Regions from separate parts of the Mus musculus genome. Here region 2 is linked to region 1. Evidence: chromatin loops called from intact Hi-C (ENCODE). Cell type or tissue: left cerebral cortex. All regions are shown on one strand.

Evidence for each region. Hi-C counts contacts between places; a loop is a spot of excess contacts. Peaks named below come from ENCODE experiments on the same cell type or tissue, not always from the same donor. Only the 100,000 strongest peaks of a DNase experiment are listed, where the experiment ranks them.
Region 2: it touches region 1 in a loop (4-fold over the local background); 4 of 42 quality-filtered maps call a loop at or near these places.

What each region holds. Positions count from the first base shown.
Region 1 is chr19:6,837,018-6,845,017 of GRCm38, reverse strand. Rps6ka4 (ribosomal protein S6 kinase, polypeptide 4) reads left to right here and starts at 4,391. Exons shown (of 18, transcript NM_019924.2): 1 at 4,391-4,525; 2 at 4,613-4,684; 3 at 5,340-5,558; 4 at 5,651-5,766; 5 at 6,856-6,963; 6 at 7,182-7,262; 7 at 7,335-7,438; 8 at 7,541-7,691. The coding sequence starts at 4,471. Ccdc88b (coiled-coil domain containing 88B) reads left to right here. Exons shown (of 27, transcript NM_001081291.1): 27 at 1-395. In left cerebral cortex, a CTCF peak has its summit at 4,351; DNase peaks (open chromatin) are centred at 4,081, 4,336 and 5,153; H3K4me3 peaks cover 2,013 bases; H3K27ac peaks cover 1,740 bases.
Region 2 is chr19:6,496,076-6,504,075 of GRCm38, reverse strand. All of the region lies in intron 17 of Nrxn2 (neurexin II), which reads right to left. Gm52381 (a long non-coding RNA gene) reads left to right here and starts at 6,821. Exons shown (of 2, transcript XR_003952843.1): 1 at 6,821-7,723. In left cerebral cortex, no CTCF peak of the experiment used is centred here; DNase peaks (open chromatin) are centred at 4,187, 5,476, 6,430, 6,631 and 6 more places; H3K4me3 peaks cover 7,051 bases; H3K27ac peaks cover 7,082 bases.

The sequences.
Region 1 (8,000 bases):
AGGGTCAGTGGGGCTCCCAGGCAGCCCAAGAGCCGGGGGACCAGGGGACCCCAAGAAGACCCCTTGGACAAAGAGGCCTGGGCTCTCAGGTCCCCCACAGCCTATACTGGGGCTCTGAGAAGGAGCTGGGACGAGGCTGTGGACAGGGGAGATGATTGGTCCAAACCGGGAGCTCCTGGCCAGGGCTCTTGCTCTGAAGTACAGCCCTCACCAAGGAGACGATCCCTGGGAGACTCCCCAGCTGAAGACGGCTGGCAAGAGTGGGCAAGAAAACCCTCTGCCAGCTCTAGATGGGGAGCTAAGGCCCATTCCCTGGGGACAGGCCTGGGCTGATATCTGAGCATTGTCTGGGACACGAGGGAAAGAAGAATAAAGCTGAAACCCCTTGAATCTGGGTTCTGTGTCTGCTGGCTGCTTGTGGGAGACTGGAGGTGCTGGGGACGTCTATTGCTGTGGGCTTCTGTAGTCAGGGAGCCATGCCTGGATCAGGCAGCAAAAGGAATCATAGTGTGGCCATTTGGCCTTGTGAAAACCTGCATGAGCCCGCCAGGTAACCAGCCAATGGGGGCAGGGCCTGGGTAGGCATTTAACAGCGGATGAGACCTGGGGTCTGGGATATGAGAACAGTGAACTTAGTTGGCCTGACCCTGCCTCTCAGGGCACTTTTCTCTCTCCATGTTTTCCAACCTCCTCATCTTCCCCCACCCAACCGCTTTGGAGGAACCAAGGAACTGGAAACCCCTGGTCAGCTCCTCAGGGAGCTCACAGTCTGGTTTCTATAAGAGGTGGTATGGCACATCTCTGAGCTGGGTCACCAGGATGACAAAAGGGAACTGATACAGCTTTAGTTGTCAATTTGACACCTGGGAAGAGGAAAGCTAACAGAGAAATTGTCACCATCTGATTGGCATACGGGAGTGTCTACGGAGGCATTCTCTTGATTGATGTAGGATGGCTCAGTCCACTGTGATGCTATGTCCCTAGGCAGGTGATCCTGGGCTGTATAAAAAAGCTAGGAGAGACCCTGGAGGCATGGCTCAATAGTTGAGAGCACTCACTGCTCTTCTGCAAGGCCCACATTGGGAAGCTCACAGCTTTCTGTAACTCCAGCTCTAGGGAATGCCTCTGGCTTCCATGATCACCAGTTAAAAATAATAAAAATCTTGAAAGAAAGAAAGAAAGAAAGAAAGAAAGAAAGAAAGAAAGGAAGGAAGGAAGGAAGGAAAGGCAGCCGAGCACGGCAGAGGAAGCAAGGGAACAAGCAGCATCCCTCCACGGTCTCCACTCCATGGTCTCCACTCCAGTTCCTGCTGGGACAACTCTGGAATTTTGGTTTCTTTGAAAACCACAGAAATATTATGTGAATGTATTTTAGTTTTAATCCCAGGTGTGGGATATGGGGCAGAGAGTTCCTGAGACTGTGTTATGTGACTTTTGGAATTCTGGAGTTCTCAAAGGGTATATAAACAGACACTAGGGCCCTTGAGAGGCTACGTGGGTTGAGAGGCTACGTGGGTTGTTAAGTCGTGTGCACGAAGAAGAAACAAGAAGAAATTAGATAACCTGATGGTGAAGATTAAACTTGCACCAAGGAACTGGAAACCCCTAGTCAGCAGGAAGTCTAACAATAATGTCTCCCTCCTTTCTCACCTTGGCTTTCTTCAGGGATCTCTTTCCTTTCCCCTCTATCCTTTTTTCTCTCTTACCCTGTGTTAGGAAATTGAAAGGGTGGGAGAAAAGGGGTAGAGAAGAGTGGGAGAAAAACCCCACAAAGTAGCAAAAGACAGCTACAAGTTCCTACCTCTATGTTCTTGCCTTGGCTTGGCTTGGCTTGCCAGCTAAAACTTTTTTTCCCACAAGTTACTTTTTGCCAGAGTATTTTTTTTTAAATCACAGTCACAGAGAAGCAAACTAATATAGAAGTTGATGGACCATGTGGCTTGTATGCTGTCGAGTGCTCAGAGCTTAAGGAACTGTTGTGGGAACTTGGAGACCACAGTGAGAGCAGTGCAGACAATGGTGGCTTGGCTTGTGAAGTTTCAGAGTTTGTCAGGGTTATCCATATGATATATTTGAAATAAGAATCAGTAGAAGTGATCTGGGCTGTGGTGGTGCACACCTTTGATTCCAGCACCCAGGAGGCAGAGGCAGGTGAATCTCTGAGTCTGAGGCTAGTCTGGCCGATGGAGCAAATTCCAGGATAGCTGGGGCTACACAGAGAAATCCCGTCCCAAAAAAACAGGAGGAAAAAAAATCAGTGAAACCTTTGATTTACTGAGACAACAAATGTTTGTCAGCTAGGGCTGACTCAGCTACTACTAATAAGAAACCAGTGTCACTGAGGCAAAATCTTGTGGAGAATGTTTCTCAGGGTCACCACACAGAAGCTGTGGCCAAGTAGGGGCCAAGGCTGCATCTTAAGCTGTCAATCAAACTTGGCAAACAATGTGTAAGAGGCTTCCAAATGGTACTGGTTTCAAAGGCCTGGAAGGGTCATGGAGAACAGCTGAGGCTTGGTACCATGTAGCAAGGTCAGAGTCCCAGAAGGGGGCCAGGAGGTCTGTGGTGAAGGTCCAGTCTCAGTCGCAGTGGAGACCTCAGGATCTGGGAGATACCAGGAATGTGGGACAAATGCTAAGGACAGCAGCAGTTGTGGAAAGGAACTGACTCAAGCCTTCAAGACAAGCCATGTGTTCTGTGGATGGCAGGCTAGCAGAGCAGAGCAGCTTCAATGATTTGAGGCCAGAAGATAAATAAATAAAATAAAGAAATCTTAAAGTATGTCAGTATTTTAGACTTTACAGTAGCCCACATTTAAGAGACTAGATTTTATTTAAAAAGATAATAAAGACTATCCAGTTATTGGTTTTTTTGTTTGTTTGCTTTTTGTTTTTGTTTTGTTTTGTTTTTTTTTTGAGACAGGGTTTCTCTGTGTAGCCCTGGTTCTCCTGGAACTCACTCTGTAGACCAGGCTGGCCTCGAACTCAGAGGTCCACTTACCTCTGCCTTCTGAGTGCTGGGATTAAAGGTGTATGCTACCTTCTTAAAATATTGGGATGCTAGCATGAGACCTTAAGGACAAATAAGAAAGGAAAGGCTATGCTTTAACACAGACGAGCTGACGGGGTGAAATGTCATAGTTCTTTTGTCAAACTAGACACCTAGGTAGAGGGAACCTCACAGCTGAGAGACTGCTTCCAGCAGATTAGCCCATGGGCATATTTGTGGAGGCATTTTCTTGATTGCAAATTGATTATAGGAAGGCCTAAGTCACTGTGGGTGATACATCCCTAGCTAGATGGGCTTGGGTTATGTAATAAAGCTAGCTGAAAAAGTCAAGGGATGAAAGTCAGTAAGCAGTGCTCCTCATAAGCAGTGCTCCTCATCATAAGCAGTGCTCCTCCATGGTCTCTGCTTCAGTTCTGATCTCCAGGTTCCAGCCTTGAGTTTCTGCCTTGACTTCCCTCAGTTATGGACTGTAGCCTGCAAACCAAATAACTGCCCCTTCCCCAAGCTGCTTTAAGTCAGAACGTTTTATCACAGCAACAAAGAAGCAAACGAATACAGGGACAATTAGGCTGGGTGGCAGGATGTGAGTCAGGGCACCCGAGGCTGCCCCAGGGAGGGTGGGGCTCCCTGGGAAAGGTGGAGTGGGGTCCTTGTGCAATCAGCCCTGCAGGCTCCCTCTTTAATTCTTTTTGAAATTACATTTATTTTATATTATGCCATATGTTTGCATTGTATGTAGGTGCAGGCACTTAGATCTAAGGGCAGCTTGTGGAAGTCGGTTCTTTCTTTTTACCATGTGGGAGGGAACTAGGCATCCAACTCAGTTGGTCTCCTTTGGGGCAAAAGCAACTTTACCCATGTAAAGTGGCTTCCTGTTTCTGAAGTGTACTCTCAGGATGCCCATTGCCGGCCCAGCATCAAGAGCCTAGGGCTCCTGTGTCCAGGGAATATAAAGATCTCCAGTGTATTTGCTGAGCTTAACGAGTGTAACGAGTGGTCCTAAAGAAGGAAGTGGGCTGTGATTTGTGTCTGTTGGCTAAGAGGAGCAGAAGAGGCAAGGCTGCCACGTGGGAGGGAGGGCTCCATCAGCCTGGGTGGGCAGCCCTCCTCAAATCCTGGGACACAGACCTCTAGTGTCCTCCATATCCTGCTGGACAGACACCTGGCTAGGAGGCTTACTCCAGCTGCAGCCACATGTCACCCAAAGGCCCTGCACGGCTCTCACTGGTCCCGGGGCCAGGAGACCCTGCCACCGTCTGATGCTTCCCACCCGCAGCCCCGCTCCGTCACGTTCCAGCCGCCTGACTCAGGCCGCACGGGGCGGGCTGGGAGCCGGGAGGCGGTGCCGGCGCCCGCTCGGCCCCAGAGGCGGCACCAGGAAGCACCCGCCCCGGCCGGAGCCGCCATGTAACCGGCGCCGCCCGTAGCCCCAGCCGCGCGGGCCCCAGCGACCCGCCCGCCATGGGAGACGAGGATGAGGACGAGGGCTGCGCCGTGGAGCTGCAGATCACCGAAGGTGGGTGCCGGATCCCGAGGCGGCTCTCCCGGACGGGTGGCAAGAGTCAGCGACCCTCTGGGCTCACTCGCCCCCCTGTGTCCGCAGCCAACCTCACCGGGCATGAGGAGAAGGTGAGCGTGGAGAACTTCGCGCTGCTCAAGGTGCTGGGCACGGGAGGTGAGAAACCGCTTTCACTGGCATGGTGCTTTGGGCCTTCTGCCCGCCCACTCGCCTGGACCTGGGCCTGGGCCTGGTTGCTGGGGAGGTCCCCCCACCCTTTCCCGGCATAGCTCCCCTTGCCCGCCCCGCCCTACCGTACCAGGGTTCCGAGCCTACTTGCCGGGCGTCCACGTTGACAGGACTCTTCTCTGCAAAGTCCTATGCGTGCGTGCCCCCTGCCGCGATTTCCTAGCCTCTTTGGGGTTTTGACTCCCTCCCAAGAGCTTTGCACAGCTTCTCTCCCCATCTTCCCTTGCGAGCCCCACTCTTGTATTTTGCAAATTCCCCAGTCCGGGTTTGCACATCCCTCCGCTGACTGGGAGCGCGCCTCTGCCTCCGGTGCCAGCGTTTTCATCTTTTCTCAGCTCTCTTGATCATCCCAGGTTTGCACGTGCCCCGCCCCTTCCCCGCCCCGCAGGCCTTCTGGAGTTGCAAGCTCCCCAGGCTAGTTTGCACTGCAAATTGCTTTTCAGGCTTAACCGAGCACCCTCCAGGGAGGGCTCACCTTCTCCTTAGAAGGCTCTGTCAGCCTTTTGCACCCCCCTTCCCACCAGTCTGCACCGCCCTCGCACTTACAGCCCACCTTCCAACCGCTTGCTTGCTGCTCCCACAGCCTATGGGAAGGTGTTCCTGGTGCGGAAGACGGGTGGGCACGACGCGGGCAAGCTCTATGCCATGAAGGTGCTACGCAAGGCGGCGTTGGTGCAGCGCGCGAAGACACAGGAGCATACCCGCACCGAACGCTCGGTGCTGGAGCTGGTTCGCCAAGCACCCTTCCTGGTCACACTGCACTACGCCTTCCAGACGGATGCCAAGCTGCACCTCATCCTGGGTGAGGGCCTGTCACATCTCAGCTTTGGAGAGGGACGGGAGTTAGATTAGGCTACCTTGTAGGGAAACATTTCAACGTCTCCTCACTCCCAGACTACGTGAGCGGTGGTGAGATGTTCACTCACCTCTACCAGCGCCAGTACTTCAAGGAGGCTGAGGTTCGAGTGTATGGGGGCGAGATTGTGCTGGCCCTGGAACACCTGCACAAGGTAAGAGACGGCCCTGCCTTTTGGCTGCTCTCCTGGGACTGCCCTGAACCTAATGAGGGGCTTCCTGTTTCAGGGGTGGCCTGGGCGGGGACCTTGAAAGAACTGCTTGAGACAGCACTACCTGGAAGGGTCTTCTGCTCCAGAACCTTCTGGAAGGGGCTTTCCTCCAACAGGAACCTAGGCTAACCTTCATCGGACTTCCTTAAGTGGTGACCTCAGACCTCAGTTACCAAGACCTCTGAAATGGGGCTTTTTGTTCACACTCCTGGGCGCCTTGGGGCCTGTGCACAGGACTTCTCAATGCAGGGTACCTTTGGTGGCCCTTCTTGAGTCCCTTCTTACTTGCTTTTATTTTGTGCATGTGTGGTGTGTGTATGTGCATATGTGCCAGAGCACATGTGTGGGTCAGATTCTGTGACATTAACAATATCCTTCCACCTTTGCATGGGTTCTGAGATCCATCTCAGATTGCCGGCACTCTCTCTGCTGAGCCCTCTCGATGGTCCCCTGTTTAACTCTTCCTGTAGCCATCTCATGTAGCCCAAGCTGGCCTTCAGATCCCTGTGTAGTCAAGATGACCTTGAACTTCGAATCCTGCAGCCCTTGTCTCTTTGAGAGTTCAGGCTTGTTGATCACTCCTGGTTTCATGGGGTGCTGGGGACCCAGCCCAGGGCCCCATGCTAGGTGCTCTTCTAACCAGTCCCACCCAGCCTTGGTCCTTATTTTTTTCTCTTTGATCTCTTCCTTTTCCTCTTTGTTCGTTGTTTTGTTTTGAGGGTCTTGCTCAGTAACCCGGCTCTCCTGGTAATTGCTGGCTAACCTCGGCTAGCCTCAGCTGGCTGCCTTAGCCTCCTGGGCACTAGGAGGATAGGCATGAGTTTACATGCCTGGATCCAGTGGCTTTTCTTATCTAATAACTAGCTCTGCCCAGCTTTATCCTGCCCTGGAGTTCTCCCTGCAGGTGAAAGATCTTCAGGGCATCTCTTTATCCTACGTGGGGACCTACAGGGACCCGCAGGGACCCACAGGGCTGTGGCTGTGTAGTGTGTCTCTCAGGGTGGCACTCAACGTCCCATCTGCTCCTGACAGCTGGGTATCATCTACCGGGACCTGAAGCTGGAGAACGTCTTACTTGACTCAGAAGGTCACATCGTCCTTACAGACTTTGGGCTGAGCAAGGAGTTCCTGACGGAGGAGGTGAGTGAGTGGCGCTCCCAGCCAGGCCTTTGACCTGCTCCCTCCGTGTCAGCCCCCTGGGAGGGGGCTGCAGAGTGGTCGGGTACCAAGGTTCCCACTGTTTTCCCAGAATCTTCTAATTTGAGCAAGTTCTGCTCTAAGCCTTTAGGGCCCTTGGGGTAGGGGTGAAGCTAAGGTATACAAATAAGGTATACAAATGGGTCCTCTTGGCTTCTCAGAAAGAGCGGACCTTCTCCTTCTGTGGCACAATCGAGTACATGGCTCCCGAAATCATCCGAAGCAAGGCTGGACATGGCAAGGTGGGTTGTCAGGGTGAAGGTGGCAGGGGTGGGGCTAGTGCACAAGGCCTTCACTCTGGCCCTGCTCCATAGGCTGTGGACTGGTGGAGCCTGGGTATCCTGCTCTTCGAGCTGCTGACAGGGGCCTCACCCTTCACACTGGAGGGAGAGAGGAACACTCAGGCTGAGGTGTCCCGGTGAGTTGTACAGGTCATGGAGGGTAGCTGAGGGCTATACGGCCTTCCTGGGCTGGGCTGGGAGGGGGCTTGCTGCCCCTGACACCCCACCCATCCTCCCAGACGGATCTTGAAGTGCTCCCCTCCCTTCCCTCTCCGGATTGGGCCTGTGGCACAGGACCTGCTACAGCGGCTGCTGTGCAAGGACCCTAAGAAGAGGTTGGGCGCAGGTCCCCAGGGTGCGCAGGAAGTCAAGAGTCACCCCTTCTTCCAGGTGAGGCTTTAATGTATGACCTCATAGGTCCTTCACCTCTGAAGGCCGGGCTGCAGCATGGGGAGCACAAATGTATTCCATCTTTTCCGATGTTACACACAATAAGAGGTCAAAGGGCAGAATGTGCAGACCCCACTGTCCTCAGGGCACTCACTGGGCAGCTCCCTGGGAATGCGTGAACTAGCACGGAGCCTTCACATGTGATCTCACTGAGTGGCCTTTCCTAGCTGTTGTCTTCTGTTTATATACAGTCATCAGATTTGGCATCTATCTGACATGCAGCAAGAGCATCCATCCATTTGTGGGTAT
Region 2 (8,000 bases), 340 kb after region 1:
ACCCCATTAGTCGCCATGTTCCCTCCTGCGGCTGACTGAGCTCCCTGGGGGTGGAGGTGGGAGTGGGAGGGGGGCTGGTCACCCAGTTTCCGGGAAGGGAGCCTTGCTGGGAGTCCTGAAGGACTAGACTCTTGGGCCTGCAGAAAGGGAAGGGGAGAGACTCATCCTGCATTCTTTAGGACATAACCAGAGCAGATGAGATGCATAAAGTGCCTGATTAAATGATCAGCTACTAACGACTCTTCTCAAGGCACTTCTTGAGATGGGGAAAGGAGTTCAAGGGAGGACCTAGCCAGGGAGAAAGGGATGCAGATGGAGACTGGGCATGGAAGCCTGCAGCAAGCCAGTAGGGAACACAGTGGAGAACTCTGGTCTAGGGGAAGCAGGGACCCGGGGTCTCTCACCCAGTGGGCCCCTAGTAGTCTGGGCAGTCTGGTGGAAAGAGGGATCCATCAAGGAACTCTAGGTCCCCAGGAGAGGGAGGGGACTTCTGAGTGCTTTGAGAGGCTGGGAAGGGAAGGGGGGCTTCAGTCTGGCATCAGAACTGGTGAGACTAGAGCAAGAGAAGGCACTGGTCCCCTGCTCTTCCCTGAGCTTCTTCCTTGTCTCCTACCCTCCTGACAGAGTAAGAATGGGGAGGGACCTCAGGGGCAGGGCAGACATGGAGAAACCACGTGGATGTCTAAAATTGTCATCTTTTTGCAGCCTGTAGTTTGGAAAGCACCCCAGCAGACGGGGGGGAGAGCAGCTTTGGCCCTGCAGGCTCAGGTGTGCCTTCTACCTTAGACCCTAGAGGTACAGTGAGGAAGGCTGGGCCTTCGGGTCCCAGTGAGAGGTACACAGAGAGCATCACCTCCATACTCACTGCAGGCTACCTGACTGCCTAGTAAGGGCTGGGCCTGGAGAGCAGAGCCAAGTGGCTATGCCTCAGCCAGTACAGTCTCTCAGCTCCCAACACTGCAGCACTCCAGAAAATCGGCTGTTTCCATGACAACCATAATACCCAGGGTCCTCCCTCTCCCTTTCACTCACAAGCTGCACGTTGAATTTGGGAGATTGGGTTTGGGGAGCAGAGATGTTGACCTTCCTCTACACACTCCCTGACCCCCGGGTTCCAGGGCCTCCCCGGGAGAGGGCTATTTCATCAGGCTGTTTGGTCCTTTAACACCAGGGAAGGAAACTCCATCTACATGGAGTCTGGTCCCAAATCTGCCAGGTCTAAAAAGGAGGCCCTTCCTGCCGGCTTTCCTGCTGGAAGCCATCAGCACGCTCATCACCATGGACAGCGCCATTCCTGCTTCTATAGCACCGGAACAGCAGCAAGCCAGGTGCCGGGTTAGACAGGAAAGCCGGAGAGATCTGAGATGTGTGCCAACAACCCAAGTCCCAGCCCTTACAAGGAGACCCAGCTCCAAGTGACGCACACCTAGACCCCACACCCACGCGCGGGTCGCGAGGCACCCAACTGCACACAAAGCCCCAGACCGGAGAGGCAGACCCCGCCACAGGAGTCGAGGCAGCCAGGGAAACATGGCGGTAAACGCACAAAGACAGGCCTCCGCGGGCGGCCAAGGGCAGGGGCCGGCGAGGTACAAATGGGCGCCCGCGCCCCAGCCCTCCCGCTTCCCAGCCCCGGCCTCCCCCAGGATTTATGATCCAGCTGTTCTCACACTGCAGCCAGTTTACTGTGCTGGGCGGACCTGTTAAAGCCGAAGGGCATTTATTATACTGTGGGGGGGAACCAGGGTGGAGAGACACTTCTTGGGCAGAAGAGGGAAAGGATGAATGGTTTATTGGGCTGGGGCTGCAGTAATTACCCCAGGGAGACATTTCTCTCCCCAGCACCACTGCTCCCGCACGGGCGGGGACAGAGGGCTTGGTTTACGAGGAGGTCGGGTGCTGGAGGCGGAGCTTCTGCCAAGCCCCGCCCCTCCGGCCACGCTCCGGAGGCGCTTCCCACAGCTCTGCCAGGCAAGCAAACTCTCTAGCCCTCCCAGAAGAAGGCATGCCAGCCTTGGTGCCCAGGATAACACTCCACATCTGTAACTTGACAGCATCCAGAAAGGTTTTGAGAAGCAAAGGGGACTAAAGCAGGCTCCAGTGTTGCCCAAGACTGGTATAGACCAATTGTTCTTTTCCACACTGGTAAATTGGGAGCTGACTATGCATAGCATGCTGGCCAGACCCACACCGCTGGAAGCCCATGGCAAGAGTTTCTAATCAGACATAAGATGTCACCTTCTGCACACATTCAACAGTCACCTCAATGCTTCCTAGACCCAGAAATTCACAGAGCCATAAAACACTAGATATGATCATATAGTCAACACATGCATGCACACACACACACATCCCTACATTCTAGAAAGAAAACAACTAACCATCAACAATGTTTCAGGAACCCAGACTCACAGCATTTACTCCATTTAAAAACTGCCCGTGCAGTCATGCCCCGGGGGCTCAAAGCACACATGCGGCTCTGTGTGCCAGTGCCCCAGGAACATCAGAAGCCAGCACAGAAGCTTTCTGGGAGATCTAGAGCGGTCAAGGGATAAGGCCTCTGCATTATCCAGAAAAGCCCGGGTCTTAGGTGCTTTCTGTTATCAACAAATCTTCCCAGGAGAACACCACAGCCAGGGGGTGGGGCTTCTGCACAGGCCCTGACAGCTAAACTCTCTCTTCATCTACATACCTCAGCTCTTAGCTTCATCCTGGCCATACACCATTCAGTCAGGAATCTAAGTTATATACTCATCCACAGAACCAAACTACATGATAGCCCTCTTCTGCTGGAAGCTGCTGAACTGAGTGGGAGTTGGTCTGCCTTCGTGGGCTCTCGGGAGGACTAGAAAAGAGCTCATCAAAGATTCAGAGACCAGTACTGGGATGAAGGGGTCCATGACCAGAAAGACCAGAAAGGTGTCATCTCCTCTGTCCATTTTAGGTCCCAGGTGTGTTGGTCACCCCATACCCTACAGTGACATCAGGTACAGAAATGTCAGGTGGGAAGGGACATTATGTAATGGGAGGGCTTGGGGGATGGGAGGGAGAGTGGGAAAGCTGTGAGCAGGGAAGAAGGCAAGGAGACTCAGTAGAGAAGCAGAGAAGCAGGTGTCCATGCAGAGAGAGAGAGAGAGAGAGAGAGAGAGAGAGAGAGAGAGAGAGAGAGAGAAAGAGAAAGTGCACTGCCCTCACACTAGGGAGCCTTGGAGCAGGAGGAAAGCTGGCTGGCCTCCAGCCCAGGGAGGCGTCCCAGGGGAGGCCAGTTCTCTCATCTCCCCATAGCTGAGGTGAGCAGAGAGGGGTTCAGTCATGAGAAACTGCTTTCTCCTCTTGTAGATTTCCTTAGTCCCCTCCTTCCCCCTGAATCCTTTTCAGCCTCTCCACCACTTCATCAGTGTCCCGAGCTGCCCTCCCCCTCATCCTTACCTCCTTCTACCCTGGGAAGACACCCCACACACACAGGCAATGCTCATGCCAACATGTTATAGTTGTTGGCCCCATTCTCTTGACCGTGTCTCGGAGCATCAGGGGCGGTGACAAGACCTTTCTGGGAGATCTAACACTGTAGAGAAATAAAGCACCCTGCACAGTCCAGGAAAGCCTGGATTCCTGTTCCCTCTGCCTGACTCCTGCCCCTGCCAGCTCCTGGGCTCTCCTCTCCACCTGCCCATCATCTCTGAGCCAGCACCTTGCCGTCTCTTTCATGTCTGCCCCTCTTTCCCCACAGGGCTCCCCTCCAGTGCACCTGGACCCCTTTCCTAATACCTAGCACCATTGCCTAGAATGTTCTGTCTGAGTATCTGAGGAGAGCCAGAAGAGAACAGCAAGGAGGCAGGGGTAAGGGAAGGGCATGAGAGACCCTGAAGAGGCAGAGCTGGGGTGAGGATGTGGGAAAGGAGAAGTGGAGAGTGCTGCCTGTGGTAGGGATGGTAGCTGAGATGGCAGAGAGGGAACAGAGGGACCTGAAGAGACTGCTCCTGGGGAATGGAGGAAACAAAGTAGTGGCATATGGGGGGCAGGGAGGGACAGGGACAGAAAGACCGGATATGACATGGGGTGTGGAGATCAGGGGGCTTCTTGCAGACACAGAACAGTCATGGGAAAACCAAGAGTGTGGAAATGGGAGGCACTGAGGGGAATGGACGGGACACAATAGCATGGTTGTAGACAGTGATGGAGGAACAGCAATGGGGCTGAGCAGGGAAGGTGAGGGACGGTCTGAAATGAGGATGGCAAGGCACTGAGATGGCAGGGAGGAGATGAAAGCCCTGAGAGGGGAGAATGGAGAGAGCTGAGGAGCACAGTGCTCAGACAGCAAGGGATGGAGGGCTCAGAGATGGAGAGGAGAGCCCAGCGGTGGGCAGGGAGCCTGGGCCGGGAGGTGATGAGGGCTGGAGATGGGGGCCGGCAGAAGAGGAGCACGAATGGGGGTGGTAGGGGCTTAACTGAAGGACACGGTGAGGGAGATGAAGCTGGGGTGCAGGACGGAGCGGGAAGTGATAAATAAATTAAACCCAGAGCTGATGGGGTCTCCGGATGGGAGGTGGCTGAAGCCCTGAGATGGCACGTGAAGGAGGGCCTGAGACAAAAGCAACAGTCGCCAAGATGGGCAGGTGTGTCAGGAAACGGGGCACCCGGCATAGATGTTGTGGGGTACAGTAATGGAAAGTGACAGGCTCCTAGAGTCTGAGGGACATAGACAGGAGGTGACAGGTACAGAGCTGGGAAGAGATGGCTTCCTGAGAATCCTGGGGGTGGGGGAGTCTCAGATATGGAGGAATGAAGGCCTGAGGTCTAGAGGGGAAGTGAGTCTGAAGTATAAAGTGGCAGGGCCTGTTCAAGAAGGAAGGGCAGGGGCTTGGAGACAGAGGGTATGAAGGACTGGGCTGGCAGTGAATGGAGTGATTGGGGCTGACACAGGAGAGGTGACGAGGAGCCTGGAAGCAGAGAGACTGGGCTCAGGGGGTGACATGGGGAGGGTCACAACTGGAAGCAGAGCAGAGATGGGGATGGAAGGTGAGTAGGTACCAAAGATGAGAGTACAATCGTACAATCGGGGTGCAGATGATGGGGCCCGCAGACTGAGTGAATTGTTTGAGGGATGGTGGAAGGCCAGGAATGGAAAAGAAAAGGGAAGGTTGCCAGGTAGGCAGAGGTGGAAGGTAGCACACCAGCCGCGGAAGGGGATGGATGGAGGTGATAGGGAAGAGGGATTCAAGGAGGGACAGACAGGGTGAAAGGACAGGCGATAGGGCTCTGGGAGAGACAGAGGCTAACAAAGCACTTGGGGAAGAGCAGGTGCAGGTGAGACTAGGAAGCACTTATGGAGACAGGGATGAGGGTGAGCAGGAGGAATGGAGAGATGGAGGTGAGGGTGGGGCTGGCATGATGGGAGCTGGAGATGGGAGGTGAAGGGGCTCCGCCGCCGCAAAGCCCAGCTCCGAGAGTGCACAGTCGGGGTGCGGCCCTCGGGGCTCCCGGGGCCTGGGCGGAGCACCCAAGCCCCACAAGCCAGTCCGCCGGCGTCGGGGCGCCACTTACCGTGCCCGCTGCGGGTGAGGAAGGGCATGCGGTTGATGGCGATGGGCACGGTGCCGTGCTTGCTGTGGAAGTGGTGGACGTGGTGGGTGGTGCTGAGGCTGGACGAGACCCGGGCCCCCTCAGCCGCCCCCAGCAGCAGCAGCAGCCCCAGCAGAAGCGGCAGCGGCGGCGGCGGCGGCGGTGGCGGCAGGGGCCCGGCCAGGGCGGGGGGGCGGCGCGGGCACCCCCCCTGCCCGCTCCCCCCGGGGGGCATCTCGGCCCGGGGGCGGCCACCTTACAGCCCCATGGCCGGGGGCGGGGACGCGGGGCTGCGCGGCCCCGCGAAGCCCCCCTCCGGTTGCGAGCTCCGAGAGGGGGGTAGGGGTGAAGCGAAGGAAAACCAGAGCCCGAGCCTCAGTCCGGAGCCAAGCAAATCAACTGGATCCCGCCGGGGAATCCGGGGTACGCGCAGCGGGAAGGCCAAGGTCCGTGAAGCCTGGATCCATCGCGGGCGGCTAGGGGTCCCCCCTCAGGCCGGGGCCGGGCCGGCGCAGAGGGCCGTCAGCGGCCAGCGGGTGGGGGCATGGTGCTGGGGAGGGGACGGTAGGGAAATCCTGCGGAAAAACCCAGCGGGGCGGGAGATGGGGTGCGCAGAAGCGACAGAGGCCCGGCTCCCCCGAAAGCGAGAGCCCCGCGGAACCGACCCGGCGCCGCTGCTGCCCGACAGAGGCCAGAGAAGGAAGGAGGGAGCGGCCGGGGGAGGGGGGCGGGAGGAGGGGGAGGGAAGCAAATCCGGGTGATGGGGGAGTGAGGGGAGAGGAGAGGAGGGGAGAGGAGAAGAGGGGAGCGGGGCCAAGCAGAGGAAAGGCGCGAGCCTGCGAGATTCCGGCGGAGAGATGGAGGCAGCGGAGTGTTGCTGCAGAGGCTGAGAGGGCTAGAAGGGAGAGGGAGGGAGGGACACAGGGAGGGAGGGAGGGACGGTGGAAAGGAAGGGAGGGGAGGGGAAGCGCAGGAGGAGGGGGGGCAGGGCGGAGGGACCCGAGCGGCTCCCGATCTGCGGGCGGCGCTGGGCAGCTCCACGGCGTGGCACCTGGCTAGCCCGCTCGCCGCTCGCCTCTCCTATGCGCGCGCCCCGCCCCTCCCCCGCGCTCGGGAGCGCGCTTTCCACCATCACCATCACCACCACCACCGCCACCCCCCTCCGGGAGAAGGGGCCCTGCTGAATAATTGAACAGGACTGAGGCTAGCAAGAGAGGCCGCTCTCTTCCTCCTCCTCCTCCTCCTCCTCCTCCTCCTCCTCCTCCTCCTCCTCCACCACCACCACCACCATCACCACCCCTCCCCCATCTGGACGAAACCCAAAAGTGCTTGCTGGTCCAGCTCGCAGAGATGTGGCCACAGCCCTCTTTAGCTGTTCCCCCTTGAAACACATGTGCACGCTGGTTTGTGGACCGGTTCGGGTAAGAAAACACCCACGCATCCCTATAGGTACCAGTGTGCCAGGAGGCACACAGATCGGACACATATATACATGTGTGTGATCAGATATTGGCATACCAAATGTTTGCAGAGAAACAGACACACATACATGTTGATTATAGGCAATGAATGGCCAACATAAACTCCCCACCCCCTTAAAACTCAGTCATCCATAGCTACAGAAACAACCCATCCACAGCCCCAAAGGCACTGGAGACACACTCTCTCTCTCTCTCTCTCTCTCTCTCACACACACACACACACACACACACACACACACACACACACACACACTCACACCCCTGACTACCAAGGTGCTTGCCTGGTCCTATTCAAGGCCCCCTTCCTTTTCTGCAGCCCTCCCTCCTCCCCTCCCCAGTTCTCCTGTCTCCTAGCCTCAGCCCCTAGCTCCCCAGGGTTCTCCAGGACAGTTGTTCAGAAGGACAAAGGCTTCCAGGTCTGATTACATCCAGCTGAAGAAACCTTTCTGTCTTAGGATGGCCCCTTTCACTGGGATCTGCTCTCCACACTTGGGGGTGGATTAGAAGTACTTGCCATGGCCCCCAGAGACACGTGCAGATAAAATCCCTTCCCTCACCTTTGGATGCAACCTTCACACTCACATCAACCTGCTTGGACAGGGGAGAGCAAGCAATGCAGGAGGCAGAGGAGAAAAGAAGAACAATGTAAAGAGACCCTGAACTGAGCACAAGTTGGGCAGGTGAGTGGAGAGGGAAGGAAGGCCCTGCTGAGAGAAGAAGGGGCGGGAGAGGCCGGAGTATTGGTTCCAGATTCCATCTGGTGCAGAACTGTCACGGTGAGCTCACGGGTGCAGTCGAGATCCTGGACAAGCCAGGTGTGGGGCTAATGTCTAGAATTCCAGCACTTGATAGACCAGTACAGAAAAACTATCTCAAGCTAGAGTCTAGCCTGGGATACATAGCGAGACTCTGTTTCTGAGACAAAGGAAGGAAGGAAGGAAGAAAAAAAGCAAGCTC